Regions from separate parts of the Homo sapiens genome. Here region 1 is linked to region 2. A link is a contact called in ENCODE Hi-C or POLR2A ChIA-PET data. All regions are on one chromosome and are shown on one strand. Each heading gives the region's core, a stretch centred on a gene start or an enhancer-like site at or near the end of the contact. The rest is flanking DNA. Distances are from core to core; before and after follow the strand shown. Region 1 has its middle 8.2 kb from the start of RGS3. Region 2 overlaps RGS3 (regulator of G protein signaling 3).

Region 1 (2,813 bases), core at 91-2,590, 93 kb before region 2:
CTTAACATGTCATTTCTCGGTTGGTTTCTATTGATTTTCTCCTTATTATGGTTCATATTTTTTTCTGCTTCTTTGCCATACCTGTTCACTTTTTATTAGATACCAGATTTAACAAATTTTGCCTTTTTGGGTTCTAGATATTTTTATATTCTTACAAGTATTCTTTAGCTTGTTCTGGGATGCAGTTAAGTTACTTAGAAACAGTTTGATCCTAGCTGGGTGCGGTGCATGCCTGTAATCCCAGCACTTTGGGAGGCTGAGGTGGGTGGATCACTTGAGGTCAGGAGTTTGAGACCAGCCTGGCCAACATGGTGAAACCCTGTCTCTACTAAAAATACAAAACTTAGCCAGGTGGGGTGGTGCACACCTGTAGTCCCAGCTACTTAGCAGGCTGAGGCATAAGAATCACTTGAACCTGGGAGGTGGAGGTTGCAGTGAGCTGAGATCTTGCTACTGCACTCCATCCTGGGCGACAGAGCGAGACAGTATCAAAAAAACAAAACAAAACAAAACAAAACAAAAACCAAAATCAAAAACAGTTTGATCCTTTTGGGTCTTGCTTTTAAACTTTTTTTTTTTTTTTTTTTTTTAGATGGACAAGTACAGCATTTAATCTAGGGTTGATTATTCCCCACAACTGAGGGAAGACCCTTCTGAGTATTCTATCTAATACCTCCTAAGGAATTAGAAGGTCTTTCCACTCTGGTTGATGAGCTTAAGAACTATTCCTGGCCCTGTGTGAGCTTTAAAGATTGTTCCCTGTAATTCTTTGGTGGTTCTTTCCCCAGCCTTGGGATACTTTCCTCAAACCCATGAGCTCATTAGCACTTAGCTGAAGTTGTGAGTGGGGACTCTCTGGAGACCTCTGGGGCCCTCTCTTTGTGTGACTGTCTCCTCTCTGGTACTCTGCCTTGGAACTCTAGCTGCCTTGGCCTCCCGAACTTCTCAGTTCAGGGATTTGGAGTTGGCCTGAGTTCCCTCTCCCTTTTGGAAAGTCTCTCCCGGGAATAAGCTGGGCTGATCACAGGGCACAGCTTGTCTCTTTTCTGTTTCTCAGGGATCACTGTCCTTCGTTGCCTGATGTACAATATCTTAAAAACCATTGTTTCATATATTTTGTCCAGTCTTTTAGTTGTTTCAGGTGAAGGGAAAATCCAGTTCCTGTTATTCCATCTTGGCTGGAAACAGAAGTCTATATTGTTTTTTAATTTTGAAAAACTGAGGGCCTCTGGAATGTAGGATTATGCCAGGCCAAGTTGCTCATTATCAGGCCAGGAAAAGCAGCTCTTGAAGAGGCTGAAAGGGCTTCCAGCCTAACTGCGAGGGTGCTGAGTCATTCTAGCAGAGACCAGGCACTCTGCTTTTCTGGCTCTTATCAAGTCTTTAGCTTTTATCTTTGGACTCAACTTACTAGTTCACATTCCTTTGGTGGTGAAGGTTTGGTCTCTTCCACTTTGAAGCAGTATCTCTCCGCTTACACTTGAAATCTTGAATCTTTTACTTGGTTCTCTTTAGTCCCTGTTTGTGTATTTAGGTCACTAGAGGCTTCTACATCTGGGGCACATTAAAGTTCCTCAGTGGTATTTACAGCAACCAGCATCTGTTTCTGTAGAGAACAATTAACCCAAAGATACCACCTTGTTCTACCTTGAAGATGAATTACAGAGACACTTTTAAAAGGCAAATCCTTCATTTCAAGGGTGAATAAAATACCACTTAACAAAGCATTCCAGCTGGTTAAATTTAGGACATGAAAAAAACCTGACCCAAGAATATCGTCTGGCTTTGAGTCCAGGGTGTTTTTCCTTTTAGAGTAAATTTGGTACCTTTTCATTCATGTGAAGTTGTTGCCCCCCAGCATTTTATTCTGGGATGAAAGGTCAACAGGGACTGTCTTGTTGCTAAATCTAATGGACACTTCTCAGTTATTAAACCTACTGGACCTCTTAACAATATTTGACACTGTTGACTATTATTTCCTTCTTAATACATCCCCTGACTTTTCCTTCCCCTTTCAGGCCTTTCTTCCTCTGCCTGTTTTTTCAGTTGGTACTACTCTTGGTTCTGTCCTGAGCTTTCTCACATTAAACATTCCCTGTGGGCTGTCTTATGCATGCTCATGGCCTCACAGGGAATTCCTAAATCTATATTTCTAGCCTAAGTATTTTTTGCTGAGCTTCAGACCATTATGTTCAACTGTTCACTTGACATCTTCACTTGGATGGCACATGGGTCACCCAACCTTAGCAGGCTCACAGTTGAACTCATCCATTCTCCCCTCAGTTCAGCCCTGCCTCTCATGTTCTTCATTTCTGCAAAGGGCACTTCTAAACAATTTCTCAAGCCAGAATTCCTTGCATTCCATCTTCTACTCAATCACCATGGCCTGTTGATTCTATCTCTTTCCATCCCTATTGCCACTTCCCTAGTTTGGTCATTGTCATCTTTTACCTGGATGACCAGAAAAGACTTCTAAGAGCAATTTTTGCTTCCGACCCTCATGTCATGCAAACGCCTCCACCCCTAACCAATTTGTTTTTTTTTTTTTCGTATTCTAGCCAGAGCAATCTTTCTAAAATGTGAATTAAAGGCTGTTGGGATCTTGCTTAAAATATTTGACAACTGCTCTATGCTCTTAAAATAAAGCCCAATCTCCTTATAATAAAATATGCAGCCCTATATGATTTATTTATTTTTTTTTTGAGACAGAGTTTCGCTTTTGTCTTCCAGACTGGAGTACAATGCGATGATCTCAGCTCACTGCAACCTCTGCCTCCGGGTTCAAGCCATTCTCCTGCCTCAGCCTCCCGAGT
Region 2 (2,995 bases), core at 214-2,713:
CTCCTCTCCCCTAGAGGTGCTTCTTCCAGCCTCCCCCATTGGAGGCCAGCACAAGACGGGCTCTCCAACCCAATATCTTCCCCTTCCCTCCTTCCTTTCTGCTCAGGTGGCTGAGTATACACATTGAACTCTTTTGTTTCAACTTCACGTGTATATAGGTTGGTGCAAAAGTAACTGTGGTGTTTTCCATTAAAAGCAATGTCAAGAACCGCAATTACTTTGGCACCAACCTAATATGTATGCAAGTACATTCTTTAACCTTTCCAACTCCCAGTCCAAGCCATCAGGCTAATTTCCGCGTGGAATTTGTGGTCACTGGTTTGCAGTCCTTTCATTTCTGGTGTGGTCAGAAGTCTCCTTCAGACTCTTCCCGATAAGTTGCCATTGGCTTTTTCATCACCTTTAGTACCTACCCACTTTTGCTGGGATAACACTACCCAAGATAAATTCAAAAAAATTGTCCTAAGTGTTAGTGTGTTTCTGTTTTGGTTGAAGTCTATTATTGCTATATGGTTTTCTACTGTTTCTACTTGATGGAAGACTATTAAGGGTTAAGTAGGCTGGCCTAGGAAGCTGACCACCATTTATAACATACTTTTGAGTGGGAAAATGCATTCAGAGGCCTGTAATCAATACTTAGGTGGACTTTGGGAATATAGTATTTATTTTATGAGTGACTAGAATATTGGTAGAACCATAGAAACTTTGAATGTGGAGCTGGAAAGCCTCCTCCTTCCCCCACTGAGATCAATTGATTAACAAGCTAGGTTGTAGAAACCAAGTGAAAGAGGCAAAAACTTGGCCAAGGGCATGTAGTCGGGGACTTCTGAAGATTCTGCTGGGCTGGGGGCAGGAAAGGGGTCACAGACGGTCTTAGGGTTGTCTCACTCAGCAACTCACTGTGTTGGCCTTGGGAAATGTAAGTCACTGTGTTGGGCTGTAATGGAAATATTGAGAAAGCAGCTCAGCTAGTGGCGTGGGGAGAGGTTGTCTAGTCCTCTGGCTTATCTGTAAATTCCTGGCATGTGCTTGTTGGAGCAGAATGAATGGGGCTGCTGTGTTTTACCTGCAGCTAGGAGCATGGCTGGAGTGGTGGAGACACTCCCTGTGGTCTGTTCTAAAAATAGCAGTGGGAACAGAGCTGAGGGGAAGAGGAGGGGGCTCCTTCGGGAGCTGGGTGGGGAGGCCTCACCCCCTTCCTCTTCCTGCCAGGCCCGATGTGAGGAAGTCCCATGGAGTCACATAATTCCATCTGGGAGAGTCCTGGAGCCATCAGCCCTCACACCCCCTCCTCATACAGGCGAGGAGGCCCTGGAGGCCCGGAGAGCAGAAAGCACTGGCTGGTGTCAAGCAAGCCCAGAGAGAAGGGCCCAGTTGGCAGGCTGTTTTTCCCTGGCTGTTTCAGCACAGTGGCTGCAGGCCTTGTGCTGAGGTTTGCTGTCACTGCCTTTGGGCGCACAGAGACTGGGAACTCCTGGGACCGGATGTGGTCAGGCTTCCTGAGAGTCGCCTGGCAGGCGAGGAGTCCCCAGCTGGCCCACCCTGAGCCCTGACCTCAGCCAGCCGGCTGTCCAGTGCCACACCTCCTCTTGCTGGTGTCCCCTCCCTTGCTGACTTGTCCTCCTTTCTTTGGACTGTCTGCAGGGAGGGAGGACAAGGGCCAGCCTAGATCTGGCCTGCAGGACAGAGGCCTCAGTGGCTCAGGACCTTTCCCTGCCCCTCCCCAGGAACAAGCAGAGGCAGCTGAGGTAGTAGCAGCCTCCTGCAGGTTTAGAGACAGACAGGCCAGGGTTCAAATCCTAGCTCTTCCTCTCACTAGCCATGGGATTACTGATGGGTCACAGAGCATCTGTAAAATGAGACAAGAACGCTGATTTCACTGGGGTCTTGTGAAGATCAAAGGGGATCTGTTGTAATGCCTGGCATGCAGTAGGTACTTAATAGTAGCTCTTGTTGCAAAACCAAGCAGTGAACATGTATCTGACTTTCTATAACCCCCTTCCTTGGGGCCTCCACTCATGAGGCATGGGAAGGTGTTTTTTTTCTTTGTTTGTTTGTTTGTTTGAATGCAGTTGACTTTTTTTTTGTTGTATTGTTGCAAAAGTAATCCATGTGATTGATGTTTATTATGAAGAAAACATTTAATACAGATGAACCAGGAGAAGAAAATGAAGTTCATCCTTAATCCCAGCACCCAGAGATAAACCACTGTTAACATTTTGGAATGTGTCCTGTCAGGCATTCGTTTATACACACATATATCTTATTTGCAAATTGGGGTTACTGGTGCAATTTTTCTAACCTGCTTTTTCTCCCCCATTTAACAGCGTAGTGTATCCATGTTTCCATTTCAATAAATATTCTTCTACAACATCATTTTCAGTGCCTGTGGAGTATTTCATTGTGTAGATGAAACGTGCTTTATTTAAGTAATCTTCAGTTGTTTATCATTCAGGTTGCTTGCAATTTTTCTTTGTTACAAAAATTTCAGATAAAAATCCTTGTACAGGAGGCTGAGATGGGAGATGGCTTGAGCCTGAGTTTGAGGTTACAGTGAGCTATGATTGCACCACTGCACTCCAGCAGTGAGACCCTGTCTCTGAATGAAAAAAAAATCCTCTTAGGTGTATCTTGGCATGCCCAGCATCCAGTTCAACACCTAGTACGCATTCGACTCTAAATAAATATTTGTTGGGCGCGGTGGCTCATGCCTGTAATCCCACCACTTTGGGAGGCCAAGGTGGGTGGATCGCTGAGGTCAGGAGTTCGAGACCAGTCTAGCCAACATGGTGAAACCCTGTCTCTACCAAAAAATACAAAATTAGCCAGGCATGGTGGCGCATGCCTGTAGTCCCAGCTACTGGGGAGGCTGAGGTGGGAGAATCGCTTGAACTTGGGACGTGGAGGTTGCAGTGAGCTGAGATTGTGTCAACTGCATTCCAGCCTGGGCAACAGAGTGAAACTTCATCTCAAAAAGGAACTAAATAAACAAATA

What was found. A loop is a pair of places that touch in the nucleus more often than their neighbours do. ChIA-PET counts read pairs that join two places held with the same protein, here RNA polymerase II (POLR2A). Pooled maps may share reads with other maps.
Region 1: a loop to region 2 is called in a pooled map, with 3 times the contacts of the local background. The contact joins two enhancer-like sites. A Hi-C loop is called at or near these places in 3 of 168 maps with a recorded cell type or tissue (cardiac septum and dorsolateral prefrontal cortex) and 7 of 50 pooled maps. POLR2A ChIA-PET finds 5 or more read pairs at or near these places in 7 of 52 experiments (AG04450, Caco-2, HepG2 and 4 more).

Annotation. Positions count from the first base shown.
Region 1 is chr9:113,454,116-113,456,928 of GRCh38, forward strand. It overlaps a transcript of RGS3 not described here. Among named protein-coding and RNA genes, the nearest start is that of RGS3, 8.2 kb to the right of the region's middle. Within about 2 kb of position 1,341, at least 22 of the 41 ENCODE cell types and tissues checked have a DNase peak (open chromatin) inside an H3K27ac peak, as active enhancers do.
Region 2 is chr9:113,547,393-113,550,387 of GRCh38, forward strand. The region is part of intron 17 of RGS3 (regulator of G protein signaling 3); the gene reads left to right. Among named protein-coding and RNA genes, the nearest start is that of RGS3, 85 kb to the left of the region's middle. Within about 2 kb of position 1,464, at least 29 of the 41 ENCODE cell types and tissues checked have a DNase peak (open chromatin) inside an H3K27ac peak, as active enhancers do.